Linked DNA regions of Mus musculus: region 1 is linked to region 2. Evidence: chromatin loops called from intact Hi-C (ENCODE). Cell type or tissue: heart. All regions are shown on one strand. Each heading gives the region's core, and the rest is flanking DNA. Links, peaks and the distances in the headings are about the cores only. Region 1 holds the start of Sars (seryl-aminoacyl-tRNA synthetase). Region 2 holds the start of Clcc1 (chloride channel CLIC-like 1).

Evidence for each region. Peaks named below come from ENCODE experiments on the same cell type or tissue, not always from the same donor. Only the 100,000 strongest peaks of a DNase experiment are listed, where the experiment ranks them.
Region 1: it touches region 2 in a loop (2.2-fold over the local background); 1 of 42 quality-filtered maps calls a loop at or near these places.

What each region holds. Positions count from the first base shown.
Region 1 is chr3:108,444,293-108,447,163 of GRCm38, reverse strand. Sars (seryl-aminoacyl-tRNA synthetase) reads left to right here and starts at 1,905. Exons shown (of 11, transcript NM_001204979.1): 1 at 1,905-2,167. The coding sequence starts at 2,032. In heart, for the core only: CTCF peaks have their summits at 919 and 1,923 (motif pointing left); DNase peaks (open chromatin) are centred at 1,913 and 2,353; H3K4me3 peaks cover 1,603 bases; H3K27ac peaks cover 1,559 bases.
Region 2 is chr3:108,651,868-108,654,778 of GRCm38, reverse strand. Clcc1 (chloride channel CLIC-like 1) reads right to left here and starts at 866. Exons shown (of 12, transcript NM_145543.2): 1 at 799-866. In heart, for the core only: a CTCF peak has its summit at 1,681 (motif pointing right); a DNase peak (open chromatin) is centred at 878; H3K4me3 peaks cover 1,534 bases; H3K27ac peaks cover 699 bases.

The DNA.
Region 1 (2,871 bases), core at 372-2,871, 210 kb after region 2:
AATTAGTAAGCCATCACTGCCCAGTAAATAATTTATTTTTATTTCATATGCACTGGTGGGGTTTGTCTGCATGCACGTCTGTTTGAGGGTGCCAGATCCACCGGAACTGGAGTAACACAGAGTTGTGAGCTGCCACCTGGGTGCTGGGAATTGAACCTTGGTCCTCTAAAAGAGAAGCCATCGGTCTTATCTGCTGAGCCATCTCTCCAGCCCAAAGAGAGGTATTTATAAACAATAATAAAACTAATAGAAAAAAAAAACCCTGGAGTTTGTTTTGTTTGTTTTTGAGAGGCCAGAATTTCAAAGTGATTTCTGGAATTACACTATAAAGGACTGATGCACTCCTTAGGCCCCACCTCTCAAAGCACCTGCCATTGTTTTCATACCTTAGATTACACGGATCTTACCCTCTCAGGGGTTCAGTGACCCCCAACACTTTGATGACAGTCTTCAAGTATTTTCTGCAAAGACTGCAGCTCTCTATCCTTAACATTTATTATTATAACTTCTCTTGGCTGCTTTCCATTTTCCAGCCGTCCGATTGCTAGATACTCAGGAAAGTGTTCTTTTTAGGAGAAGACACAGGAAGGGGAGAGCAGGTTTGTGGGTTCCGTGTTAGTTAATGTTTTCTACTGTGTGAGAGCAGTAGGTTTTTGGTTTGGTTGTATGTGTGTTTGGTTTTTGAGACAGATTCTCACTACACAGCTCTGGCTGGCTTGGAGTTCGGTATTTAGAACAGGCTGGCCTTGACTTTACAGAGCTCTCTACCTCCGATGTGATATAAAAGGCACCTACTACTAAGCCTGACTAGGTTTGGGTTTTTTGGAGACATGCTGGCCCTGAACTCATGCACCCGCTGCTCCCACTCACAAGGGATGCACATGGACATGCACTACCACATCTGGCCAAGAGAGGTAATTTCAAATGAGGTCTTCTCACTTTAAGAGTAACAGGTGTGTGTAGGTTGGGCTTGGTGGCACACCCCTTTGATACCAGAGACTCCCCAGGAAGAGGCAGGCATCTCTGTCTGAAGCCAGCCTGGTCTACATAGTGAGCTCCAGGACAGCCAGGCCTATAGATTCTATCTCAACAAACAAAACAAACAAACAGACAAAAAGAATAACTTGAACGTGTTGATAGAATAGCCTGGCAATGCTCAAATTACATAAACATAGAATAGTTTCAATCGTAAATATAAGCTACAACTTCTTGCAAAGGTCTATTGGATTTGGGTGAGGGATATGTGAGAAGAGAGGTGTGCTCATCTCATGGACTGTCTTCTGACACCCAACCCTTCTTCCCCTGGTTTTCAACACAAAACTGTAGCCAAAGCTGCAGGAGACCGGGAGGGGACAAGCTCAGATTATCCTGCCTCCTAGCCTCCCTCCAGTGTCTCTGTTTATTAAGTCCATCAGGGTCTCTAACCTTGTCCTTTTATCTCAGGGGGGCTTGGCAAAGGTTTGTTGCGGGAGGAAGGGGGTAGGGCTAGTATAAAAAGAAAAATAAAGGATGAAATGGCACACATCTTTAATCCCAACATTTTGTTTGAGGCTGGCCAGGTTTACATAGTTGCTAGTCAGAGCTACACTGTGAGACCCTGTATCAAAACAAAAAGCCCCAGGGCTCGAGAATCTTGAGGGTAGGTAACTGGGTGTGTGCTCTGTAATCAAGATAGAGGAAAACTGGCATCTGCAAAGTGCATTGTCTTCCAAGTCAGCTTCGGTCCACACCGAGATACTCCCTTCAACCAGAGGAACCTGAGGCATTCACGATTTCAGTGGGGGGCGATCAGAAGGCCTTTCAGTAAGGAGTTCAGCAGAGAAACAACCCGCATAAGGCTACCACGCCCTTTTCACTTCTCACCACTCCCTCTGGACCCTGCCTAACACTGCGGCTTCCGGCGAGCTAGGCGCCGCCCCCTCCCGGGCTGCCGGGTGCCTGCGCAGTGAGACCAGGTCAGCGCGCAGGCGCAGTGCATCGTCCACCCGCCGCTTACAGTCCTCTCTTAGTGTTAACTGGTGAGGTAGAAGGATGGTGCTGGACCTGGATTTGTTTCGGGTGGATAAAGGAGGGGACCCAGCCCTCATTCGAGAGACGCAGGAGAAGCGCTTCAAGGACCCGGGGCTGGTGGACCAGCTGGTGAAAGCAGACAGTGAGTGGCGACGATGTAAGTACCAGGAGCTCGCAGTATCCCTTGAATCCCTCATGGCTTCAGAGGTCACAGCTTACAGCTTTTGTCAGATGCTCCCGCGACTGGCCGGCTCTACCGGCTTGTCCGTAGAACAAGCTGGGAACCGGGCTTGTCCCCCTCTCCCTGCAGCTCCCGCGGCCTGGGTCCCTCCCCGCGCGTGCTCTATGCTGACTGCCGCCAGTGCTTTAGGAAGGAGCTGCACGCACGCACGCGCAGGGAGAGCTGTCAGGCCCTTGCGTAGCTACAGCAAGCCAGAGCTGGAGTTTTACTTGGGGGGCGGGCTGGGAATTAATTTTCTATACATTTTGGTCATTCTCAGTGTTTTATTCGTCTTTAGCAAACCCAGCGTAGTCCTCCGGGTTTTGCAGGGATCAAAGGCTGCTCTCTCAGACTGAGTGACTTCTGCAGCACCCTAGGATTACTCCACCCCAGTCGAACCATCTGGGGACTTTGGAGGCTACTCTTGACTAAATGCAGTGACCCTGAAATTTGGGGTGGCCACTTCTCCAACCCTGAAGGCATACCTTTAAGAATCAGGCTTTTCCGTGCTAGATCAGATAGGACGGAGGGGTGCTGTAAGGCAAGAAAAAGCTTGTAATTACTGAGGATGGTTGTGATTTGTGGTAGTTTTCTGGAAAAGACGTTGGCAGCGTAGAAGTGACCCATCGTCATTCAGGAAA
Region 2 (2,911 bases), core at 297-2,796:
TCTAACCAACCAGCCAAGCAGGACTAACCGGGTTAAGGGAAGTCAAATTCTCGGTTATCTTAGAAGCGGGAAGTCGCTATTTAGCTCACGCGTGTTCTTGTCCTTTCCTGGCAATTGAGGTTGTTTTTTTCTGTTTGTTTGTTTGTTTGTTTTTCGAAACGAGGTTTCTCGGTGTATCCTGGAAACGCTGTAGACCAGGCAGGCCTCGAACTCAGAGATCCGCCTGCCTTTGCCTCCGGAGTGCTGGGATTAAAGGGTGCCCACCGCCCACCAGACAATTTTCATTTCCAATATGTGCCCAGACAACGCTGAGAAGAGCACTTTTATAATCAGTATCATGGAGAAAACCTGACGTTTTGCACCTAATTATAAACCCACAGACTTACAGCATCAACTAACTTAATATACTCAAATTAAATTTGGAGTTTCATACCATTACTCCAACAAATCCAATATATATATATAATTTTTTGGCCGTCAGTATTTGTTGCAGATTCTGCCAAGGTTTCAGATAACACAAGCAAGGATGCTCTTGCCCCAGGGTGGGCCGCTCGGTATATTCGCAGGGTTAGCCGAGACAAGGGGAATGACTGGCGGGCGCTGTCTACCCGCGTAAGACGGAACAGGGAATCGCCACGGGCCCAGGCCCCGGCACCTCTCACGCTGCCGCGCCGCCTCCCACGCAGACCCGCGGGCCGCCCCGACACACCGAAGAGCGCCCACTCACGTCGAGGGTCCTGCCTGCTCTTTCAGAGGGACCCGGGCCAGCCCGGCCGCGGAAGACGCCGAGCCGCCTACCTCAAACACGGTGCACTCGGACTGGAGTCCCGAGCGGACTCATCGACTCGCTCGGCCCGCAGCTGTGCGGCCTTCCCGCGCGCGTTGCTGATTGGCTGCGCCGCGGGGGCGGAGGCGGGGGCGGGACCAGGCCGCGCTCCTCTGCTCTGAAGTAAGGGCTTTTCAATTACCCAACCACCAGTTCAGTTCAGACGGTCGTGGCTAAAGGAGCCAAGTACGTCTAAATAAGTAAATAAGTAATAAGTAAATAAGGAAAGAAAAGAAAGAAAGAAAGAAAGAAAGAAAGAAAGAAAGAAAGAAAGAAAGAAAGAAAGAAAGAAAGAAAGAAAGAAAGAAAGAAAGAAAGAAAAAGAGAGAGAGAGAGAGAGAGAGAGAGAGAGAAAGAAAGAGGGGGGAGGGAGGGAGAGAAGGAGAGAGAGAGAGATAGAGAGAGAGATCTACTTCGAACATAACTTTCTAAGTGGAAGATAATGGTTAACTAGTACTATATATAGTGAGGGAGGCAAATGGGAGTTTGGACGTAAGGTTTGTTTTGTGTTTATCTTCAACTTCTGGCTTTGCAGTTTCCAAAGTGTCCAAAGAGGAACCCCACCCCAGAAATGAATACAAAAACTAACTGGCAATGAGACACTGTTAGTATTTAATTTGGTATTCTTGGGTATACATACATCATTTACAACTTTTTAAGATTTGTAGTCGTTTTAGATTTATTTCATATGTATGAGTGCTTTGCTTCATATAGTATGTGTTCCACGTGCGTGTCTAGTACATACAGGGGTCAGAAGAGGGGGTTGGATCCCCCTAGATAGGAAGTCCCAGATAATTGTGGCACCAACACGTATTTTCTTTTTAATTCTGATTGTGTTTCTGCATATGAATGCAGTTGCCAGCAGAGGTCAGAGCTGCAGTTGCCAGCAGAGCATCAGGTACCTGAGATGCAGAGTTATCGGTGATCTTGAGCCACAAAACTCGGTTGCTGGAAACCGAACTTGAGTTCTTTTAACAGCTAAGCCACTTCTCCAGCCCCATTGCTACTGTGGCTGGTAGCCTTTCAGATGTAGATGATAAGATCCTACTGCTGTAGCAACCATGTGTGTACAGAAGTCAAGATGGAACTGGACTGAATGCTTACTCTGGAAGGTTAGCTTTCATAACATAAGGATGCCTTATGGAAGAAGTCACCAGCAGTCTTGCCCTGCTGTGACCTTGTATGTTACCCGGCTGCCCTCCCAGGCAAGATGTACCCACATTTGCAATAGTGGCAAACTGTTAAGTGGGTAGCCATCTTCTTTCCAGCTTGATTTGAGGCCCACTCCATAGGAGGGGATTCATGTCCGGCACAGTAGACCTGATCAAATCTGCGTCTGGGAGGTCAATGCCCTAGGGGGGAAGCTACTGTTCTTTTGCTGACTAAATGTATCATACATATCAAGCAGCCTTCCAAATATTTATGTTTACCCAAACATTAGTACTGCCTTCAGCTTTGGGCAAAGAAGCTTCATTTTGCAGTAGTAGTGCTTAATACAGAGACTCATAACTGCTCAAAGTGCTGAGAATAAGTGGCTTGAATGCTCAGCCCTAAATGAAACATCTAACTTGCTCCTTCCAAAACTCAAAGAACATCATTTGGTGGGTTGGGGGGTGGGGGTGGTAATGGTAGAATCTGAGAGCCAGAGGAAGGGTAGAAAGGTAGGCGTGTTGTGGACTCTTGTCTCCCTGGCACGACATGAACTCACTAGTAGCTAAGAACTGTTACAAGGCAGTATCTGTCTTGACGTTGTGAACATGACATGTGAACATGGAACAGGGCTATGGGCAGTTAATGATTGCTTGAGGAGAGGAGGTATTTTCTTCAATGGTATAGCAACTAATTAAGTTGCCAATCTATACTGTAAATAACCTTTCACCTTTGCTCACGTAACCAACCCTAATTAAACTTATATTAGCTGAGTCTCCACTCTTCTTTTTAATAGCATGCATTAATTATAGATAATGGTTTCATCGTATTTTCATGTTTATAATGTATTTTGATCAAACCCACTTATTATAACCCTCTTTTGTCCCCTTCCCCCTCCTCCTGACCCACTTTCCACATCAGTTCTTGTACAGTCAC